Linked DNA regions of Mus musculus: region 2 is linked to region 1. Evidence: chromatin loops called from intact Hi-C (ENCODE). Cell type or tissue: heart. All regions are shown on one strand. Links, peaks and the distances in the headings refer to the core of each region. The heading gives the core; the rest is flanking DNA. Region 1 holds the start of Pdap1 (PDGFA associated protein 1). Region 2 holds the start of Zkscan14 (zinc finger with KRAB and SCAN domains 14).

The links. A loop is a pair of places that touch in the nucleus more often than their neighbours do. Peaks named below come from ENCODE experiments on the same cell type or tissue, not always from the same donor. Only the 100,000 strongest peaks of a DNase experiment are listed, where the experiment ranks them.
Region 2: a loop joins it to region 1, with 4 times the contacts of the local background. A loop is called at or near these places in 2 of 42 quality-filtered maps.

Annotation. Positions count from the first base shown.
Region 1 is chr5:145,133,943-145,145,624 of GRCm38, forward strand. It overlaps Pdap1 (PDGFA associated protein 1), which reads right to left and starts at 6,083. Exons shown (of 6, transcript NM_001033313.4): 1 at 6,025-6,083; 2 at 2,960-3,051; 3 at 1,123-1,230. The coding sequence starts at 6,037. It overlaps Bud31 (BUD31 homolog), which reads left to right and starts at 6,434. Exons shown (of 6, transcript NM_001310771.1): 1 at 6,434-6,500; 2 at 7,363-7,494; 3 at 8,506-8,625; 4 at 10,957-11,079. The coding sequence starts at 8,532. In heart, for the core only: no CTCF peak of the experiment used is centred there; DNase peaks (open chromatin) are centred at 6,279 and 6,839; H3K4me3 peaks cover 3,469 bases; H3K27ac peaks cover 1,849 bases.
Region 2 is chr5:145,195,942-145,207,623 of GRCm38, forward strand. Zkscan14 (zinc finger with KRAB and SCAN domains 14) reads right to left here and starts at 5,941. Exons shown (of 3, transcript NM_023322.2): 1 at 5,339-5,941; 2 at 2,736-2,859; 3 at 1-258. The coding sequence starts at 5,734. It overlaps Zkscan5 (zinc finger with KRAB and SCAN domains 5), which reads left to right and starts at 8,618. Exons shown (of 6, transcript NM_016683.2): 1 at 8,618-9,767; 2 at 11,635-11,682. The coding sequence starts at 9,354. In heart, for the core only: a CTCF peak has its summit at 8,472 (motif pointing right); DNase peaks (open chromatin) are centred at 5,430, 5,870 and 8,480; H3K4me3 peaks cover 3,430 bases; H3K27ac peaks cover 3,237 bases.

The DNA of each region.
Region 1 (11,682 bases), core at 1,752-9,751:
CCAAAACATGGCTGGAGTCTATCCACTCTTCTACCCTGCTACTGCCAATCACTGAAGAGCAAGCCCTGGATGCCTTCTCCTGAATTCTACCATAGCATCTTAGCATCTGTTCCAGAAAGGCACAATCAGTGATGGGACGACAGGATGGAAAGATAGGGCACAGGCACATGATTCCTGCAGCTTGTCAGACTACACACATGACAGCATGCTACACATCACCCCCTCCATGATAAGTGCATTGTAAAACATAAAATAAGGAGCAAACCTGGTTATCTTTCTCCTACTTTCAAGGTCTCCAGTTGCCCCTGCCTAGTCCCTGATGTAGTGAAGCCAACAGTCTTCTGTAACTACAGAGGGGCCCTGACCTCTCTCTTCCTTCATCTGGCACCATTTGCCCAACAGCCCCCACTTTCTGTTCTTCAAACACGCAGAGCCTGTTCCCACCTGGGGCCTTTGCACTTTGCCTGTCTGATTGCCTCAACTGTTCTCCCTAACATTTGTTGTTTGGTTGGTTGGTTTTGTGTTAAACATGGCTGGCTCCAACCTTGGCTTAAGCCGCCTCATTAGCACAGTGCTAGTCCAAGTATCCTCTCCTCTACCAGTCTGAGTCATAGCACTTTTCAGTTTGAATTTCCACTGTTCCTTTACTTCATTTTCACTGTATGTTCCCACCAGATCCTGAGTCCTAAAGAGCAAGAGCTTTTGGTAATTAATGGTAGGCATGAAACAGAACACCAGTTAGTTCATCAACTAATTCAAGGCCAAGTTAGGATACATGAGCCTCTAACTCCCAGTGACAGGAAGTGGGTAAAGAACTTGTCTTGCAAACCTGATGTCCTGGGTTTGATCCCTGGGACTCACAGCAGTGGAAGGAGAGAACCCACTCCACACAGCTGTTTTTGGACTTCATATGCTACCATGGTATGCATCTAACCCCTCTGATTAAAGGACAGTATAAAACCGAGGTTGGCCGTACATGCTCATAAATCAGTACTTTTGGAGGGGGAGGCAGAACTGTCAGGTCGTCACAGTAGCCTAGGTTATATAGGACCCTGTCTTAAAAACCCAGACACACATTTATCTGCCCAGTGAATGAGTGTGGCCTGCAGTCTACAGACTCACCTGGTAGTCATCATCTTCATCTTCACTTTCATCTGAGTCTAGAGATTTCTTTTCCTTTTTTGGGTCACCTGAAGCCCCATCTCCACCTTCTTCTTGTTCATCTTCTTCCTGTTTCAGAAATGGACAACCTGCAGAATCAAAAATGCAAAACAGACCCCCAAGAATATAACACCCACAGCCACCCTCTGATTGTGGACCTTCACATTAAGCCTCTGGAAGGCTCAAGCCTAGTATGACAAAGGTCCTAAAAAGTGGCCACTCAGCATCATAGACCAGAAGTCAAAGGTCCTGATACAGCCATAAAAGACTCTCTGATCCTTTATAGCCATCTTGCTCAGCTCAGAAAGAAGGACATCTCACAGGGTCACAAAGACCCAGGTGTGGAGCTAAAAACTGCACCTGCCGGGTTGATACCCGCTATGAACAGTTGCCAAAGTAACTTTCCTGGTCATGCCTTCTTGGTTGTATGCTCCCATGGTCACACCTGTCCACATATGGCCTTTTGGCACCAAATGCCCAAGACCACACCTTGGCAGGCTACCAGCATCTACATTTCTGTCTCACAAAAAAAAAAAAAAAAAAAAATCACTAGAAAGAGTCAACATACCTATAATTTGTTTGTTTTTCAAGACAGGGTTTCTCTGTGTATCCCTGGCTGTCCTGGAACTCACTCTGTAGACCAGGCTGACCTCAAACTCAGAAATTCACCTGCCTCTGCCTCCCAAGTGCTGGGATTAGAGGCATGTGCCACCATGCCTGGCAACATACCTATAATTAATTATAAGTATAATCTCAGCACATGGGAGGCTAAGGCAGGAGGATTGCCAAGAGTGCAAACTAGTCTGGGCTGCACATAGTTTGTCCAAAAAAAAAAAAAAACAAAGTAAGAAAGCCCAATAAAAACTTATATCCAGGGGAGTGGTAGAGCGCTTGCCTAGCAAGTGCAAGGCCCTGGGTTCGGTCCTCAGCTCTGGAAACAAACAAACAAACAAACAAACAAACCCTTATATCCACCCGGGCAGTGGTGGCGAACACCTTTAATCCCAGCACTTGGGAGGCAGAGGCAGGCAGATTTCTGAGTTCGAGGCCAGCCTGGTCTACAGAGTGAGTTCCAGGACAGCCAGCGCTACTCAGAGAAACCCTGTCTCGAAAAACTCCAAGGTTCCATGCCAGGAACTCCACAAATTCAAAATTCAAATTCTCAAAACTCCCAGAATTCCAGCTAGAGATGGCTTCTCCCCTTCTCAGGGATCCTGGGAGAGGGGCTGCCTGCTTCCTTAAGCCCTTACTTCAGGTGTGGATATTCACTGTTGCAGAGGATGCAGGTAAGAGTAGACTGGACAGGGTATCTCAGCACAGAGGAGCTGGAGGAGGGCAGGCAGCACTAGTATGTCACAGAAGAGGTGATGCTGAACAGAGCCAATAGCAATACACAGGACAGTGGGGGAACGGGAAGGCAGGCTGTATGTTGTATAGAGTCTGGCAGGTAGCCTTGTGTGTGTGTGTGTGTGGGGGGGAGCTGCAGGGAATTGATAGGAGCTGTAGATGGACAGCAGCTGGTAGAGAGAGGGCCTCTAGAAGGCAGGCAAACAGGACCACGAGTGGAGACCACCAAACAGCTCCTGCAAAATGGGCAAAGTCCTTTCTTGTTGGTCCAATCATAGGACCACCTTTCTGTGACTGTGACTGGCTGCTCCAGGGCTCACACCTGCCATCTGGTGTCCTTCCCACCCTCATGTGTGATGTCTCTTGGAGAACAGTAGTCCTTTCCTGTTCTCCCCAAAAGCCAGAACAAGGCAACATACTGGACCACTGGAGCAGACAGACATGTACTCACGTTGGCCTTCTGCTTCTCAGCCTGTAGCTGGGCATCGATCTCCTCCGGGCTCGTATACTGCCTCACTCGGCCTTTGTGGCCTCCCTTTCTACCTGCACAAAGATCAGTAGTTTAGGAAGGTGAGAGAGACGTCAGCCTTCACTACACAGACTCCCAAAAGGCTGTCCTGTTCAGCCCAAGGGAACCTCACCTACCTTCACCAAGTACCACCCAAACCTACAGTGATCTCAAAGAACAAAAGCAGCGGCTTATGACACCCGATGCACAGACTGCCCGATGTAGGTTCCTAAGAACAAGACCTAAGGTGAGGAGAGGGAGATACAGTCTGACTGAATCCTGTTTGCTTAAAATCCAAACACAGCTGGGCATCTTTAATTCCAGCATTTGAGACCACAGAGGCTGGCAAGCTATGGATCTCTTGAGTTCCAGGCCAGCCTGGTCTACATATGGAGTAGTGTTCTAAAGAGCAAAGGTACAGCACAAGAGCCACTGCTGGCTTTGTACCACAGACGAGGAGACTTAACGTCAAACAATGTGTAAAAGAGGAAGAATTCGGGAGTCTAAAGCTCTAGGTTCCAATCTGAGTTGTACCATTTCCTACATCTGTGTCTCTGTGTGTGCCTTCCCAGAGCCTCCTTTTCCCCAGTTTCCTTTTCCCCACAAGGCTGCCATGGAAGTAGGGTGGACACCATTGGTAAAGCAACCAGAATGGTGCCTGGCATTGGAGGAGCAACACACAGCGTCTGTTAACCTGTTAATGCTAACACACTGGCTGGCAGTAAAACCTAAGTCAGCATGGCTCCTGAGCACACAACTGCCAGTGGCAGCAGGAGAATGACATACTCCATGCTTATCTTGGTGCTACATCGACCAACAGAAACTCTGTATTCAGAATTAAACTAGCAAATAGAGCTGGAGAAACGGCTCAGCAGTTAGGAACGTTTGCTGTTCTTTCATATAGCCCTAGTTGGTTCCCAGCACCTACAGGGCAGCTCAGAATCACTCCAGTTCCTGGGTGATCTAAAGCCCTCTCCCGACCTCTGTGGGCTCTGCACGCATGGTACACTTGTACACACATGGACAAAAAAACAAAACACACATACAAATCTCACATAAAACAACTAAACTGGCAAAATTAAAGATAGACTGACTCAACAGCAGTCTAACACTGATCAGGACTGTCAGAGACAATTCAGCTACGAGGATCAGTGCCATACCCTCATGTGCTAGCCGGACGACTAGACCAATCCCTGCTAAAGCTAGTCTCACAGCTGGGTTGCAAGCCTTTGGCATCTCGATGCAGGTGTGACTGTGGCCTCTATTGCCAAACAGGCCCTTTCTTGATTTCTGCAGACCCCTTGCTATGAGTAGAGAATCTATGATTAGACAGCTAGAACTGTTGCAAGCTCCGGAGACCACTGCAGAGACACAGTGACTTCCTAGACAGCAGCTGCAGAGCTGTAATTGAGCTGCCAACAGCCTACACCGCCCATTTTTAATGACAACCTGAGTTCCCAGGGGTGTATCTAGGTATGCTCATGAAAGGCCTATTGTGAGATACCAAGCTTTACCATTAAAAACAAACAAAACAAAAAACCAACCAACCAACCAGCCAAACAAACAAAAAAAGCAACACCCTTTCGTGATCTTAGTTTGTTTGTTTTACTGAGGCTCTTTCAAGATGCTTTAAAAAAATAATTCACAGTATACTGAAAACAGAATTGGTCCTTTGCTCCTGGGGGATTTTTTAAAATAGTTTTTAATCACTGTTTTCTCATGTTAGCCCAAGCAAGGAAACAAGCTTTGTTTATCTGCCTGCAAAGCTTCCCAGAAATCAAGACTAAGTCCATTAGCCATGATTTCATATTCAAGACTGCCGAACTGTAATTCTCAACCTTGGAGTCAGGAGCTGAAAAAAGTTCCTTTGCCTTTTAAAGATGAGACTGTGAAACAAAGACAGTGCTCCTCTAGACGCAGGATAAATCAGCAGAGAACTAGATTTAGACACACTTGGCCCTGTAGAGCCTAATATCTGAATATTGACAGGAAGCAATTTAAGCTTGAAAATCTCCAGGCAGATGTTCCTGTGGGCTCACTGCATTAACTGGCTTAACACGTGAGCTGCCAACATTTACTGAACATCTGTTCTGTGCTGGGAGCTAGCCAGGCCCTTAGAGCGATTTATTCTGCCACCGTAACTCCTGTCCGCCTGTCTCCTACTCATCCAACTAAGCCTTATTAATACCCCTGTAGTTCAGATGAAGAAAACGAACTGGAAAAGTTTTGTTTGAGGCCACAGACTTAAGATGTGATATATCTGGTATTCAAACCCCTGATTCTAAGGGGTGAAACCAATGTACGATGGGAAACACTTGTTTTCTTGGTCTCTACACACAGTAATAGCTGAACATTTAGGGGCTGCGGGGCACTGGGCTGAGTACGTGGGCTACCTAGTTTATGCCTCTCTCATAACAGGAGGAAAATATAATCAATGTCCCCCACCCCAACCCCCTTTTTGGAAACGACAAAACCGGGACACAAAGAAGTTAGGCGACTGGCTCAGAAGCACATCCTTAGTGGCTACGGTGCAAGGAGAGAATCAGAGCCAGGTCCCACATCATCAAGTCAAGGTCTTATTATGAGGCAGGCGTGGCTCCTCAAAAGCTCCACAAAAGCCACATTTTATGCTCGAGGCAGCCAGGCACCGCACCAGCGCGGGACGCGGTGACTCAGTCTCCGGCCAGCCAAATGGGAGGACAAACTTCAGATGCTCCGGAGGCTTGGCCGAGACTCCTGGGTCCTGCTCTCCTCAAGGACAAGGACCCAGCACCCGTGAGTCTCCTCAAAAATCCCCGACGGAGAGGCCCTCAACCACTGTGGTCCTCGGCTTCCCAGGCAGGACAATTGAGCGTCGAGGCCCACGCATGGCTGGGAGGCGACGGGGATGGCCTCCTTCAGCGCGGATCTCTTAGAGGCCCCAGACCCGCGGGCTGAGGGGTCCGCGGCAGCCCGCCTACGGCCGCCACTAGAGAAGCCACGCGAACCACGCGCGCCCACCCCCTCACCTCCTTTAGGCATCTCGGCTCCGGCGGCTGCAGCGGCGGCGGCGGCGCCTCGAACTGACACCGGAACCGGAAACTCCTTGGAATCGACTTCTTCCGCCCGGCTTGGTTCCCTCTCCGCGCGCCACTGACGCCGCCACCGCCGCCACGGCTGCGAGGATCTGGGACCTCACACCGAGGCCGGGCTGTCTTGGGAGGTGCCTGAATTCCTGACCAGAATATGTACTGCCAGGAATCCGCGTTCCCCGGTGTCCCTGTCCGAGGAGACACGTAGCCGTGTGGGCCACCCCTACAGGAAGTGAGAGGAAAAGGGCCGTACGGTTTACGGAATTCTACAAAGGCAGCGCCAGGGACACCTAAGATGACGCAATCTCCGCGCGAGGTGGGCGGGGCCCCGCGAGGGCCTTATTCTGAAGAGTTTGTCGCCGGAGCGGAAGCCGTCAATAAAGAAGCAGCGGCCTTAGGTGCTTGAGTTTCCGGTGAGTGTTTCTCTGCTCGGTTCTCGAGTACCGTATCTTTGGCAATGGTTACGGGCAGGAGAGCTGTGTGAGCTGCTTATGCGGCAGAGGCTGGAGTCTCCGATGACTTGCACAGGGGATGGTAAACTTGGGGCTCGCTCTTTCTCTCTCTGCGTGTGTGTTTTTTTCCCACGTCGTTTTCTCTTCCGGGACCGTTTTCTGTCTAAACACCGCTTTTTTTCTCAGATGCTGCTCTTGAGTTTTCTGCCACTGTCCCTTCCGTAACTTCGCTCTTGTTCACCCCTTTTCCCGCTCTTCTACGTCTGTAAACAGCCCAACACAACACCTCTTTCCTCCTGATCCGATCGCCTCTTCGTTTTACCTCTCCCCGGCCCCGAGAGCCTCTCGGGTTGAGTCCTCCTAGGTCAGGAGAAAGTGATTCTCTAATCAGGCTGTGCGCCCTGGGAAGGGCTCAGAGTCAATCTATCTTTTAACGTAAGCGCTGGAAAAACCAGAGCAAAGACCACTGATGGGGAAGTCAGGAGCCTCTAATCTGTTAGACTCACTGGTTGTCAGCAATGTGACCCTGAGTCCACGTCTTAAGAGTTTTATTCTTAATTTATTAAATTGTTAAGAAGGGGTGTGGGAATAGGGGATTGTAAAGTGTCAGTCACCATACAGTGGATGGGACTAAAGACAGTTTTGAGCAGATGAGTCTGTTATGCTGATAGGTTACTCTTTGCCAGCTAGAAAGCTTTATGCAATCGGAAGAAGAAGAAAACAGCGTTTCTATTTAGATTTTGACTGGCCTGCTTTGTTGTTCTAAAAAGAGAGATTTTTGGCGGCTATTTAACGTGTGTAATCTACTGCTTTTATTCTACAGATGAGACAGAAGACTGCAGAAGAAAAGTGATCTCCCCCAGAGTCACAGAATAGTTGGTAAATCTGGACAAGAACACAGCTTTGTAACTGTGAAGACCAAGAATTTTTTTTATATTACTCTCAATACCCAAAGGTATTGTGCATTCCTTCTTTCCTTCCTTCCTTCTTTCCTTTCTCTGTCTTTCTCTCTTGCCTTCTCTATTTCTCTCTCTCTCCCTCTTACTGTCTGTCTTCCTTCCTCTTTCTTCCTTTCTTTTCTTTATTTCTTGACAGGGTCTTATGTAGTCTAGATTGGGCACAAGCTCACCATATACCCAAAACTGGCCTTGAACTCTCAATCCTTCTGGCCCCACCTCACACATGCTTGGAGAATGCGTGTGTGTCACAGTTCCCTTCTAGGGAAGCTGAGTAGCTGTTCTGGGCCTTCTGGAGAATGATCTACCATGGACATATGTTTTTCTCATGAGTGGTAGACAGCAATCCAAAGCAAAGGAAAAAATAGCTAGAGAGACTCGGGAAGGAAGGATAGAGATAAGAAAGTACCCAGCAGAAATCAGTTAGGGAAGCCACTTTAAGGCATCCAGCTGAAGCGCCCAATAGGGTTCTGGATATAATATAGAGATATCTCAGATTCGGCTTCCAAGCAAAAGAGTAAACGGTCCCAAGTAGGGATGACACCATCGACCGTTACTCACAGCTCCCGCAGAAGCTGAGTGAGGAAACTGAAGCAGTCAGTCAGAGCTCCTGATTGAAGTGAGCTTCCCGAGGCTGAAGTTCTGACAGTTCTGGCTTCTCTTTTCTACCCTAGACGCTTTTATAGCATGAGATAAACAATAGATCCATCCCTTCCAGTAGATCTCAAGCAAGGCCTCAAGTGTTTTATTCTTGGGCTGTTTTGCTGTTCCTATTCCTCTGGTGTAGAGTGTGTGTGTTGAGGGTGGGGGAACAGCTCATGCCCAGAGAAGAGTCTGGGGAGGATACGGAGACACCTGCTTGGGTCTGAAACGGGGCAGAGGCAATGCATGGTTACTTAAGGACATAACATACATTTTACTCTCTGAGCTTGACATCTAGAGGAGCAGGGGAATGGCTGTCAAAGCCCTTTGGCAACCTGAGGCTCAGAAAGCAGTTGATTTTCTTGTAGATCTTTATAAGCTATCTTGCTGGGAAATGCCCAAGGTCAAAAGAAGCCGGAAAGCACCTCCAGATGGCTGGGAGTTGATTGAACCAACGTTGGATGAACTAGATCAAAAGATGAGAGAAGGTGAGTGGGGTCTTTCTGCCTGGGTATGCTGGACAGTATCAAGGCTCAGCGTCTCCAAGGATAGAAAGAAAGAAAGAAAAAAACACCGAGAAGAGGCTTGTAGCAAACTGGTCATGTTTTTTCTATCAGCTCAGAGTGTTTTGAAGGTTCTGAAGAGTAAAGTAACATTAATGAGGCTATCATACCTCTCCCCAAAAAGGTCTGTTGTTGTTTCATTATTAGTGTATTTGTGAAAGATCGGGGGGTCTGTGCTACTTTTAGTGTTGGCTGGAAACGGGGTCTCCAGCAGACATAGTTCTGGCTATCCTGGAACTCACTGTATAGACCGGCTGGCCTCAAACTCATGGAGAGCTCCTTGCCTCTGCCTCCCTAGCACTAAGATTAAAGAGGTGTTTCCCACAATGCCCAGCTCACTGTGTGTTGGGGTTTTTTTGTTTTTAGATTTTATTTTACTTTGGGGTGGGGTTGGGAGATGTACGCATGCTAGCACAGGTGCCTGGGGAAGCCAGAAGAGGGTGTGAGAACACCTAAAGCTGGAGTTACAAGCAGTTGTAAGCCACTCTGACAGGAGTGCTGGGAATAGCCCCATTGTGAAGTCTTTTTATCCATGCCCTTTTTTCTTTTTGAGACTCTAGCTTTAGCTGGCCTAGAACTCTGCCACATACTCACAAAGTCTTTCTCCCATGGTCTTTGCCCCAGGGCTTTGGGAGCCTTTACTTTACAGTCTACTTGTCCTTGGAAATTCTATCAAAGGATGTGCTCGCCTTTGGTGTCCTAGTTTGATTGCTGTTCCTGTGATAGAACATCAGACCAAAAGCAACACAGGGAAGGAAAGGTTTATTTGGCTTACAATTCCAGGTTACAGTCTGTCATTGCACTAAGTACATCACCTCCACAGTCAAAAGCAGAGAATCAAGCTGCAGAGATGGCTCAGTGGTTGAGAGCACTTACTGCTCTTGCCAACACATCTTCTGACATGCATGGGCAACAGGTACACTAGTGCACATACATACATAAAACGAGAGATACCAAACTTCAGGAGAGAGAGATCAATGAACACATGCTGTTTGCTTAATACAGAAGTTCAGCCAACTCGCTTTGTTCACCCTTAGCCAGTTCTGGCCTTACACCTCCAGCGTCTGAATGATGACCATATTCAGAGTTGGCCTTTCTACCTCAATCAGGCCAATATGACTTAGGTCACTCTTCAAGTGGGGCTCCCTTAGGTGATTTCATCTGGCAAGATGATAACTTTAAAAGCCATCTTCCTGTATGACTACTTAAATTGGTATTTGTATGTGTGTTAGGCAGGGTAGTACTACAGAGTTAGTGTGGAGGGGTAGAGAACAACTTAGAGAAGTCAGTTCTCTCCTGTTGGTTCCAGGGATCAGACTCTCGTCTGCTTTGGGAGCAAGCACCCCTACCCACTGATGTATCCCATGGGCCCCCTGAAATTTTTTTTAAGAAATAGGCTTGAGTGTTTTGCCTCATGTGTGCTGTTTGTGTCTAGTATTTAGAAAGACCAAAAGGATGTTGGCTCCCTGGGACTGGAGTGAGTTATGAGCTGCCACCTGAGTGCTAGGAATAGAACCTGGGTTCTCTGTAAGAACCACTGAATCTTCTCTTCAGCTCCCCCTGAATGTCTGTTCACAACAATCTTTGGAATACCTGTTTATAGCTAATCTGATCATTACTATTATGAGGTCATACCTGCAGCAATAATTATTAAGCCAGTGTTAACTTGGTTTTCTCTTTTCTCAACTGATTGTGCTAGACTGTCTCTGAAATACCCAGAACCTACAGAGTTGCTATGGGCCAAGAGATTTCTTGACATAACTCTAAAAATAAAGGAAATCAGAATGTGGAGTGAAAAGTCTATTTCCAGGTCTCTGATGTATTCCTAGACTCACAGTAACTAAGCTCTTGGGGAGCTGCCTGACATTTCCTACACCAGTCTGCGTTCTGCTAGAAGGGCTTGAGGACGCCAGTTCTTGTCAGCATTTTCTTAAAGATTGATTTATTATTTATTATATGTAAGTACACTGTAGCTGTCTTCAGACACACCAGAAGAGGGCATCGGATCTCATTACAGATGGTTGTGAGCCACCATGTGGTTGCTGGGATTTGAACTCTGGACCTTCGGAAGAGCAGTCGGGTGCTCTTACCCACTGAGCCATCTCACCAGCCCCCTTGTTGGCCCTTTTAATTGTTCATTATTTGCATTACTATCTGCATGGATATAAAATAGTCATAGCTATAGTTAAGCAAACATGCTACATCCTCTGTAGAATGACTAGCTCCAGAACACATACATGCTTTTTTTCTTCCCAGCTGAAACTGAACCCCATGAGGGAAAGAGGAAAGTGGAATCTCTGTGGCCCATCTTCAGGATCCATCACCAGAAAACCCGCTATATCTTCGACCTCTTTTACAAGAGGAAAGCCATAAGCAGAGGTAAATGGCTAAATTTCTTGACCTTTAAAAAAACTGTTACTGTGTGTCCATACTTATGGAGGCAAGCATGTGTTTTGACTTCCGTGTGAAGGTTGTAGGACAACCTGCAGTTTTGGTTCTCTTTGCCATGTGGGTCTGGGGGATCCAATTCAGGTCATTAGACCTATCTAGAAAGCATTCTTGGTCCCTGGGCCATCTTGCCTCTTGGCTCTTTTGTACTTGAGTGGCTTTCAGGATTTATACAGTAGTTTATAAAAAGCTGGGTCTGGTGGCACATGCCTTTAATCTTAGCACTCAGGAGGCAGAGGCAGGCTGATCTCTATGTGTCCTACTTCCAGGACAGTCAGGACTACACAGGAACCCTTGTCTTAAAAAACTAGAAGACGAGGAAGAGGAGGATGAGAGAAAAGAAAGGGAACAAAAGCCAAGTGTCATGGTTCAGACCTATACTTACACACTTGGGAAGCAGAGGCAGAGGACTAGGGAGTTCCAGCTAACCCTTGACTGTAATGTGTTGTGGTAAATCTCCAACCCAAATAAGCCCATGCAAGGAAAACACAACTCAATACGAATACAAGCTTCGTGCCTAGACTGGGCAGATCT
Region 2 (11,682 bases), core at 1,803-9,802, 62 kb after region 1:
TTTTAGAGTCCCTTTCCTCTCTGGACACACCGATGAGAAGCGGGATGGCAGTGCGTCCTTGCTCTTCAGAACCCTGGAGCTGCAGCAGTACAGCAGCTTTTGGCAGCTTTTCTTCCCAGTCCTCAGAGGGGTCACCACATTTGGTAAGTGCTGGGACCATTCCCTGGGATACTTCTTGTAGCCATGCCTGTGGCTCTGCCTCCTTTAAAATTTCCTGCTTTAGAATCACATCTGTGTTCACAGTTCGTGTTTCCAAGCCTGAAACATGAAAATAAAAGCTGCTATTATCTCACGCCTGTGTGACAGTGAAATAGAAAATGCTGGTAAAGGAAGTGCCTCTAGCAGGCTTCTAGGTGTCCTCCTCCAGACTCTCTATGTGGAACTGAGCCCAGCAGGGGTATGCACTTTGCCTGTCCAGTCAAAAGCTTTCTTTCTGTACTTGTGCCTACAGCTACCAAGGCATTCCTCCCTAGTCCTATTGCACAGCTACAATAGGAGGTAGACACAGAAAGGATATCAGAACAGGCTGATAGCCTTCATCCCATGAATGTGGGCTGGGTTAATATGAGAAAATCACCCCAGATAAGCTATAACGGGCATAGCTGGTGATGCCAACATATGAAGGCAAGGTTCCAATGCCAGTTCAGCCTAGCATTGGGTGAAGGTGCATACAAATTGTCCTCTGGCCTCTACATATAAACCTCTATATGCATGTCCACCCACACAAACACATACAGATGGGGAGGGGCAGATGAGATCCCACCTCTAGCTGAGAGACTGTGGGTCATTAATCACTGCTGAGGGAGTCAAAATGATTTTTCTTCAAGATGTAGCCATTGTCAAGTTGCCTGTGCTTTGAGAAACTACCCCACACTCCTGCACATGCAGCCTTAATTAAAACAAAACACCACAAACTGGAATGTCGGAGGGAACATTTGGGGAAGAAGGGGTCCAGAGGAGGGGAAGGGATAAGAGAGGAATGGGGGTTGATTCTAATCAAAGTACATCATATATATATATATGATTAAAGAACAACTAAAAAGTTGAGCCGGGTGTGGTGGCGCATGCCTTTAATCCCAGCACTCAGGAGGCAGAGGCAGGCGGATTTCTGAGTTCAAGGCCAGCCTGGTCTACAAAGTGAGTTCCAGGACAGCCAGGGCCACACAGAGAAACCCTGTCTCGAAAAAACAAAAACAAAAACAACAACTACAACCAAAAGTTATTTTTTTTTTTTTTTTTTTTGGTTTTTCGAGACAGGGTTTCTCTGTATAGCCCTGGCTGTCCTGGAGCTCACTTTGTAGACCAGGCTGGCCTCGAACTCAGAAATACGCCTGCCTCTGCCTCCCGAGTGCTGGGATTAAAGGCGTGCGCCACCACGCCCGGCTAACCAAAAGTTATTGAGGGCCAGGTGTAGCGGCACATATCCTGAATCCCAGCACTCTGAAGGCCAAGGCAGGGAGATCTCTGAGTCCAAACAGCCTGGGCTACATAGTAACTTCCAGACCAGGAGAGTTACAGTGAGACCCTGTCTCAAAAACACAACAAAAATTATTAGAAACAAACATATGTACACAAAATAAAATAGAGAACAGAAAAACCCAGCCTAAGTCACAAAAGAACTTCTAAGGCTCTTAACCCATGTTTGTGAATGGCAAACTAGCTCACAGATCATAGAGACCTCAGCTACTAACCCTGCTTTGCAAAAACTGTCAACCTGACATAGCCCATGGAAGGAAAGCCTCAACTGAAGCACCCCTAGATCAGACTGGCCTGTGGGCTCTTTGTGGGGGATTACTATGATGCAGAACACGTCAACCCATTGTGGGAGGTACCATCCCTCAGCAAGAAGGTCTCGAACTACATATGACAGCTGGATGATGGGGCTGCAGAGACCACTCAGTGAGTAAATGCACCTATAGCGAGCCTAACAGCTTAAGTTTGATGATCCTCACCATACAATGTAGTAAGAGAAAACTTCTTTCCACAAGTTTGTCTTTTGATCTCCACACAAGCACAGTGGCACATGTACACACACACACACACAAGACAAATAAAGTTAAAGATGAAAAGACAAAAAAGAAAGAAAGAAAGAAAGAAAGAAAGAAAGAAAGAAAGAAAGAAAGAAAGAGAGAAAGAAAGAAAGGAAAGAAAAAGGAAAGAAACAGAACCCAAAACAAGCTGTTGTTCAGAAAAAGAATGCTATCCGAGGCTAAACCAGCCTTCGACAGTGTCCTCCATGGCTCCTACTGTTCTTCCTTATAATGCTGTTTAAGTCAGTTTGTCACTGTGACAGATACCTAAGACAACTTAAGGAACAAAAGATTCACTGTGATTTAATGGGTCAGAAGTTGAGTCCATGCTCAGCTGAATTCATTGTTCCTGGGCTTGGGGTAAGGCAGAGCACCACTACAGAAGGGTCTGCCGGAGCACATATGTTCACTTCCTGGCTGTGAGGAAGCAGAGTGGGGATGCAGAAAGGTGTCAGGGCAAGCTAGAGCTCTCAGGACATTCCTCTGCATCTTCCACCTAGGATGTCTCTCCCCTACCCCCAATTGAATCAGGATCTTATGTAGCCTGCTTTCAGGTCCCTGCGTCGACTTGTCTCAGTGATGAACTGTGACGCTTTCCTGCCCTAAGCTGCTTTTGGTCAGAATGTTCCCTCACAGCAACTGGGAGAAAACTAGAGCAGCTTCCCAAGCCATGCACTCGACAACTCATCAGAGAACAGCACTTACCAGGCACAACTGTGCTCCCAGCGTCCTTTGTGCTCTCTTCACAGAAACCTTTCCGAGCTGCAGCCAGCTGTTCCCACTCTTCCCAGGTCAGAGATTCAGCCACATCCTTGAAGGTCATAAAACCCTATAATAGCATAAGATCTCCATTTAGCACTTGCTGTCATTGCAAACACTGCCACTAGTCTAAGGGGAAGCTGGACTCTAGAGTGGAAGGAGTTAGTGTGAGAGAGTCAAGTAACAAACCACAGATGCTGTGTCAACTGGGTACCAAGGGACCTGCTACTGACCATCTTCAGTGCCAACCTGGCTGGATTTAGAATCACCCAAAAGTAAGCTTCCAGACTGACCTGTGCGAGCATTTCCAGACAGCTTTGACTGTGGAGGGAAGGTCAGCCCTGGACTGTATGAACAGAAAGAAGGCAGCAAGGGAACGCTAGCATCCACCTCCTGACTGCTAACCTTGAAGCAAGGTGGCCAGCCACTCCCCCTGCCACGCTTTCCTGACCTCAGACTGTAGCTCTTCTTCAACAAGCCTTTCCCTCAATTTGCTCTACTCACAGCAGTGAGGAGAGTTGCCATTCTCTGTAGAAGTTTAATCTGAAATAAATTCAGACCCAAAATACATTCACAAATACCTTGGCCATATAGCTAGGCTCTTCTCTGACTAGATCATAACTTACATTAGTCCATTTCTTCTAATGTATATTCTGCCGAGAGGTTGGTTACCTGTGCTGAGGTACTATGTGTCCATCTTGTCAAATCTTCCCCGGGGAAATCTCTCACACCTGGCACTATCTCAGAATCCTTTTTGCCTCCCGAAGGTCTCACCTCCTATTTCCAGACTAAGCTATAGGCCACCAGGTGTCACATCCATACAGACTCAAGATTCTCACTAGAAGGCCACATATAATGTCTTTGGTTAGGTTTTGTGTTTTTTGTTTTTTTGTTTGTTTGTTTGTTTTTTGAGACAGGATTTCTCTGTGTAGCCCTGCCTCACAAGTGCTGGGATTAAAGGCATGTGCTACCTGGTTCCTCCTATAACCTTGAAAAACTTTCTGTGGATCATCTATGACAGTCTAGGGAAGGCAAGGGTGAAATATTCGAGTTCTATCACTGTGGCTTACCAAAGTGGCAATTAAAACTGGAATGTGGCTCAGTTTAAGACTACTGACTGGTCTGTCATGCACAAAGCTGAGCTCAGTCCCCAGGACCACATAAACCAGATGTGACAGCAAATACTTATAATCCTAGAGTTCAGTAAGTAGAGGCAGGAGGGTCAGAAATGCTAGGGTCATACTCTTCCCTCTACATAGTGGGCTGTTCTAGGCCAGCCTGGGCTACATAAGATCCTAATTCAACTGGGGACGAGGGAGAGACATTCTAGGTGGAAGATGCAGAGGAATGTCCTGAGAGCTCTAGCTTGCCCTGACACCTTTCTGCATCCCCACTCTGCTTCCTCACAGCCAGGAAGTGAACATATGTGCTCCGGCAGACCCTTCTGTAGTGGTGCTCTGCCTTACCCCAAGCCCAGGAACAATGAATTCAGCTGAGCATGGACTCAACTTCTGACCCATTAAGTCACAGTGAGCCGTATGTACTGTTCACAATTTCAGAGTATCTCACAGTTCAGTCAGGAATGAAATCGGTGCTCCAGCATTTTCGAAACCCAAGATCCCAAAATCTGAAGTGCTTGAATGTCTGCCCCTAACAACTAAGCATTCACCCAAATGTCCCTCGTGCTGAGATGGAAAAACATAGCTAAAGTATAAAATGGCATTTTGTGGGGAGGATCTAAAGAATATTTTGAGATTAGCTTTTCACGAGCAGGAGAGATGAATCAGAAGAGTGCTTCCTGTTTCTCTAGAAGACTGACCTGTGTTACGTGCCCAGTACCCACATTAGGCAACATACAACAGCACGTGATTCCAGTTCCAGGGGTCTACTACCTTGTTCTGTGCTCCTTGATCACCCCTACACGTGTGGCATACACTCATACACATAGTCACACACAGGAAACAAAAATAAAAAGAAACTAGACTTTTTACACTGACAATGATTGTAGATTGTATTCTAAAAGGCACACGCGAGCTCTGTTTCAATTAAGCTAGGAATGATGGTCCACACCTTTAATCCCTGAACTTTGGAGGTACAGTAAAAGTGGATCTCTGTGAGTTAAAGGTCAGTCTGGTATAATATATAATGAGTTCAAGTCAGATAGGGACACACAGTGAGACTCTACCTTTAAGAAAAAAAAAAATCAAACTGTATCTCAAAACCAGTAATAAGTATCAAGAGTATTTATTTTTTCCAAGGTGCCTTCTCATGGACCTAACATATTCAAATATAGGGGCCATTCTCATTCAAAGTGTGTGTGTGTAGACAACCAGGCTGTATTCTCTGAATCATCACGACTGGGCACGCGGGCACGTTAATGCAGATGCCTAGAACATGGCATCAGATCACTTGAAGCTAGAGCTACAGATGGTTGTGAGCCCCCTCTATATGGGGTCCTGGGAACTGAGTTCATTCTCTGGAAGAGCAGCTCAGGGTCTTAAACACTAAGCCATCTCTCTGGTGCCATGCAGAGTCCACTCGAGTCTCACCTGCGGAGAGGCCCGATCCAGTGCTCTTTGCAGAGTCCGCGCCAAGGCCGCAGCCTCCTCCCCACTTTCAGGGCTGTGGTCCCGCACGTAGGCCTGGAGCTCCTGGGGCAGGATGGTGAGGAATTGCTCCAGCACCAACAGCTCCATGATCTGCTCCTTGGAGAGCAGCTCGGGCCTCAGCCACCTCCGACAGAGCTCCCAAAGTCGGCTCAGCGCCTCCTCAGGGCCGGCCACTTCCTGGTAGCGCAACTGCCTGAATTGTTTTCGAGAAGTTTCGGGGTTCTGCCAATCTCCGGAACCGGAGGACTCCTGATTCCCCGGAGAGTCCTCCTCCACCTTCACCGTACAAAGCCCAGCACCGAGAGGTGGCGGGACGACCCCAGAGCCTGCAGCCATTGGAGCCTCTGGACCGTCCAGGTCGAGCTTGTTTTCTAGAAGAGCAAAGCCCAATGACTTCACGGACCTTTTCTGAAACCGAGGCGGAGTGCTACCCTCTTCCAAAAACGAGGCCCAGAAAAGGCCACTACGGACACAGCACACACGCGAACCCGGTCTTCTCAGTTCTCATTTCGGCAGGTGACAGAAAAACAAACCGAAGCGGAAGTGCGTAATTAACCCCGCCTCTGGGAAGAGGCCTCGCCTGCGTAAGGTCTTTCTAAGCGCCCTGGAGGACTAAGATGCATCTCTATGGTTCGCCTTTCTTATTTTACTAAAGGGGCCGCAGGCCACGTCATGACAGTCATGACAGATTGGATGGATGGATGGATGGATGGATGGATGGATGGATGGATGGATGGATGGATGGATGGATGGATGGATGGATGGATGGATGGATGGATTAGATAGATAGGGGGTCCTACACAGAGAAAAAAATTGTCTTGAAAAAAATAAATATAAATAAATAAATTTTAAAAAAAAGATGGATTGGTGAGATGGTTCAGCGGTTAAAGACACAGGCTGCTCTTTTAGAGGATCTAGGTTTAATTACTGGCTCCCACAACATGGTGCAGGTCAAACAGCCATAAATAAAGTAAAACTATATCTATATCTACATCTATCTATCTATATACACATGTATATTTTTCTTTTAATTACTTAAAAATTGTTTTTGACTCTTTGAGACAGGGTTTTTTTGTATAGTCCCGGCTATGGAAACTAGCTCTGGGAACTAGACTGGCCTCGAACTCACAGAGATCTGCCTGCCTCTGCCTCCCCAGTTCTGGATTTAAAACCTTGTGCCACAACAGACAGGTAAAATAAATAAATCACGTTAAACCAAAACCAAAAACACCCCAGAGAACCAGAGTTTAGTTCTGACACCACAGGAACAAGCACACTTACTCTAATCCCAAGAGATCTGACTGCCCTCTTCTGGCATCCTGTGGCCAGTAGGCACACTTGTGATGCATAGATATAATTCAGGCAAGACACTGTACACGTTAAAAAACAAAAAACTCCATCACTCAGGAGGCAGAGGCAGGAAAATCTCTCAGTTTGAGGCCAGCCTGGTCTAGAGAGAAATTCTAGGGTAGCCAGGGTTACATAGAGAAACCCTGCCTGAAAAAACAAACAAATAATTTGAAGTGCATTAGTGGCACACACCTTTAATTTCAGAACTCAGAAGGTAGAGGCAGGCGGGTCTCTGTGAGTTCTAGGGAAGCCTGGCCTACGAGAGTTCCGGGCCAGCCAGAGGCCAGAAAGAGGGCATCGGATACCCTAGAACTAGAATTACTGAAGGTTGTGAACCACAGGAGTGATTTAGAGTGAGATGGCCCGCTAGACAGTCCCGGGTACACCTCAAAATACAGTTTGCTTCAGTCGTGGATTTGAGAGATGCCCTTCCCTCCGCCCCCAGTGTTGTGACCTTAGTTCTGTAACTAGGTCTTCCACTGATGGCAGGGGTTGCAATTCCACGGTAGTCTGTTTTGGTGGGCCCCTGAAGTGTGACAACAGGTTCTCTGATACTACCAGTATTCGAAGGACTTGGAAAATGATGAAAACGCCTCAAGAGAGGGGTAGATAATTTAAAATGGGATTTACAATTTAGGGTAACAGGCTTTAAGCAAAACTTCTGTCTTCAAACTATTGTTTCTCCCCAGCCGCCTGGCTGCCATGCTCTGGGCGCATCTTTCAGCTTTTCAGCCGATACAGCAACAGGCGCTTTTTTCCCTCTGCTGCATTCGTTTTGTTTGTTTTGTTTTTCTCTTTTTTTCTTCCTTTTTCTCTCTCTTTCTTCCCTCTGCTGCATTCGTTTTGTCTCTTTCTTTCCCTTCCTTCCTTCCTTCCTTCCTTCCTTCCTTCCTTCCTTCCTCCCTTCCTTCCTTCCTTCCTTCCTTCCTTCCTTCCTTTCTTGACAGGGTTTCTCTGTGTAGCCCTGCCTGTCCTGGAACTCACTTTGTAGACCAGGCTGGCCTTGAACTCAGAAATCCACCTGCCTCTGCCTCCCAAGTGCTGGGATTAAAGGCGTGCGCCACCACCGCGCGGCTTGTTTTGTTTTTCAAAAGCTAGTCAAGTGCAGAAGCAATAGAAAAAAAATACGAACAATTAATTGATATAACTTTCGGACTAGACACCCTGATGCCCTTTAACATTAAAAAATTACCTAATGCCTGCGGGGAAGGGGCTTACATGGAGAGCTGTGGAAGTCAAAGGACAATTTTTGGATGTCTCAAGTCCAGGGATCAGCTCATGTCATCAGGCTTGGCAGTAAGAGCCTCTATCACGGAGCCAGTCAGGTCTGCCTCCCCGGCAGCATATTAATAAGCCCTGGAGACAGAGAGCCACAGCCATATTGGCTAGACTTCGCGCGCAGCTCCTTGGGAGATGTAGTCCCGAGAGCCTCAGCCACTCTAGGGCAATAAAGAATCTTTGCGTGTTTAGAAAAGTGGCCAGGATGGTGCAGACCTACTTCAATTCCAGAGTGCTGCGGTGGGTGGGTGGGTGAGGCTGTGCTCGACCAATCAGAGGAGAGAGAGGGTGGACCTATTTTGTTTGTTTGTTTTCCCCGACCGGCCCCCTAGATTCCTACCCTTGAGCTAAGCCCATGCTCTGGTTTTGGGGGTGGGAAATAGATTAGCTCTATTTTCCCCAGGCTCTTGTAGCCTCTTGCTTGAGGGTGACTGATTGGTCAGCTCCACAAGGGGGCGGGCTCAGGAGTAGCTCCTCCTTCCCGCTGTGCTGCTAGGACCTCCGGGATTCCTAGAGAGGCTGCGGAAGCGCTCTTGGGGGTGGGATTTATGGCTGAAGCTCGTACTTGGTTACTTCCGGCGATGAACTGTTGGAAAGTGTCGGACTTGCCTCTCTCTTGGCTTGTGAGAACTCCATCTTCCAAGCCTGGGCTGCGGGGAGTTTGATCTTTGGGTCCCCGGGACTTAAAGACTGGAGAGGAGCTGGTAGGACATTGTGTCCACACTGGAGTCCTGTCCCTAACCTTGACCCGGCTGGTCTCTGTCTCCAGGTCAGGAGCTATTACAAAGAATCCAGGTCCAAATTTTTTAGTATAACCGTACTTCTCATAGAACTAATGAAGTCTTTCGTTTATCTATCAAGCTCTTATGGCTTGAAAGCCAGAATGAGATATGACCATTTTAATGGGTTTCATTCCTATACTGACTTCAGTTTGGCTTATGATCGAGAGAAGAAACGACTCCGTCTGGAATAATTTTGTCCCGTTATTTATATGAGATATGGACTTTCTCATTTTTAAAACTGTTTTAAGTTGGGCCTGATGTCACTTTTTAATGGCCTTTTTTTTTTTTACGTTATTAAAATCTGGACGTAGTCGCTATTAGCTGTTTTATGGGAGAAGTGATGACTAACTTCTCTATATCTTAAAGTGAATGACTTTGTTGAGTGGTTTTTCTTTAGTCTAGATGACGTCGTTGCCACCTCTCTTAGCTAATAATAATTCCAGACATTCCAGTAAGGTTGTTCACTACAAAAAGTGCCCTTTAGAAGAGCAGAGAACAAATCGGGTTAGTGTAACGGGCTAGAGTCTAGAGACTCTTCAGTTGGAATGATAATGACAGAATCCAGGGCAGTTATACACTTAGAGCCTCCCGCTGAGACTTCGCAAGAGCAAGCAGACCTTCTCATAGTGAAAGTAGAAGAAGAGGACTGCTCCTGGATGCAGGGATACAACCGGCCAGTGCTTGAGACTTTTTACCAGCGCTTCAAGCACTTCCAGTACCATGAGGCAGCAGGACCCCGCGATGCTCTCAGCCAGCTCCGGGTTCTCTGTTGTGAGTGGCTGAGGCCGGAGCTGCACACCAAAGAGCAGATCCTGGAGCTGCTGGTGCTGGAGCAGTTCCTCACCATCCTGCCTGAAGAGTTTCAGGCCTGGGTGAGAGAGCATCACCCCGAGAGTGGGGAAGAAGCCGTGGCTGTGATAGAGAGTATCCAGAGAGAGCTGGAGGAGCGCAGACAACAGGTGCGTTGCAAGAGGAAACGGGGACAGTGAGGAAGGAGCTGCCATGCAGTCTTAGCCCTGTGGTGCTTCAGTCGTTCATATTCTGGCTTTGCTGTTGTTTTTGAGACAGCCCCACTATGTATCCTTGGGTGTTCTGGATTTCACTATGTAGACCAGAGATCTCTATGTAGACTCGAACTCACAGAGATCCACCTGTGTCTGCCCCGCCCCTCCAAATGCTAGGATGAAAGGCGTGTGCCACTGTACCCAACATGTAATGAGTTTTAAAGAATAATGTGTTTCTTCCTACTCCTGCCCTTCTTCTTTGAAAATTAAGCTCACGTTCCCTACTTGTGTTTCTTTTCTTTTTACCCTTTTATTCCATTTATGTGAGTACATCATAGCTGTCTCCAGACACACCAGAGGAGGGCATCAGATCCCATTACAGATGGTTGTGAGCCACCATGTGGTTGGTGGGAATTGAATTCAGGACCTCTGGAAGAGCAGTCAGTGCTCTTAACTGCTGAGCCATCTCTCCAGCCCCCAGGTTAACTCTTTATTTCCTGGTTTCTGGGTTTCATGCTTTTAGAATCCTTTCTTCACTGCAGTTTTTGAAAACCTTTCCTCAGTCTGTTTTAAACTCGCTTTTTGACAGACTGCTTCATTTAGAATGTGTTCTGATGTACTGCCTTTAATATGGCTTCAGCTATTTTCTCACACATAGCTATACCACTACTTCAGCAACTTAAAAAAAAAGATTTTAGATTTTTAGAATTATTTATTGTAGCTGGGCATGGTGGCGCATGCCTTTAATCCCAGCACTCGGGAGACAGAGGCAGGTGGATTTCTGAGTTCGAGGCCAGCTTGGTCTACAAAGTGAGTTCTAGGACAGCCAGGGCTATACAGAGAAACCCTGTCTCGACCCCCCCCCCAAAAAAGAATTATTTATTGTGTATGTATAAGTGTTCTGCCTGCAGGTATGTATGTGCCCGTGGAGCCTCGATAAGGGCGTTAATGTCCCTTGGAGCTAGAGTTGTAGATGGTTGTGAGCCGCCCATGTGGGTGCTAGGAATTGAACCCAGGTCCTCTGCAGGAGCAACAAATGCTCTATAAACAGCTGAGCCACTTCTTTAGTCCTATTTTATTTTATTTTATTTTAAACTATGTGTTTGCTTGTGCTGATACCCTCAGAAGCCAGAAGAAGGCATTGGGTTCCCTAAAGCTGAAGTTACAGACAGTTGTGAGCCAACTACTGTGTTTATTGAGAACCGAACTTGGATCCTCTGCAAAAGCGCTCTTAGCCACTGAGCCATCTCTCTAGCATCTTCTTCTTCTTTTAAAAAATTTGATTTATTTTATGTGTATGCAACTTTTGCCTGAATGTATGTAAGTATATATACCACATGTATGCCCGTGGCCCACTGCGGTCAGAAGAGGGTGTCAGATCTCCTGGAACTGGAGTGACATATGGTTGTGAGCTACTACGTAGGTGCTGGGAACTTAACACTGGTCCTCAGGAAGAGCAGCCAATGCTCTTAACCTCAGAGTCAACTCTCCAGCAGTTTCTTAACCTCGTTCAGGTGTTTACGGAATGATCACTTCCCTTAGCCTCTCAGGCTAAGATGGAGCGCATCCGTTCTGTCCTGTAGCTGTGGGTTTTTTTCCCATGTAACATGAAGTTCAAGACGAAGTATTTGCATGTGGGTATGTCTCATGGAAGTCTTTTCCCAGTAGGAATAAACCATACTTAAACTGCTGCTTAATTGGCTCATTGTAGACACAAGGTGAGTGTTGGACCAGGGGACAGGTGGCAGTCTAATGGACTCTAATGGATTCTTTCCCATCCCCATCTGTAATTTTGCTGATTGGTTGTAGTTGTGGTTGTTAGATTGCCACAAGTCCCGAAGTACTTCCTCAGAAGATGGTACCACCCGGA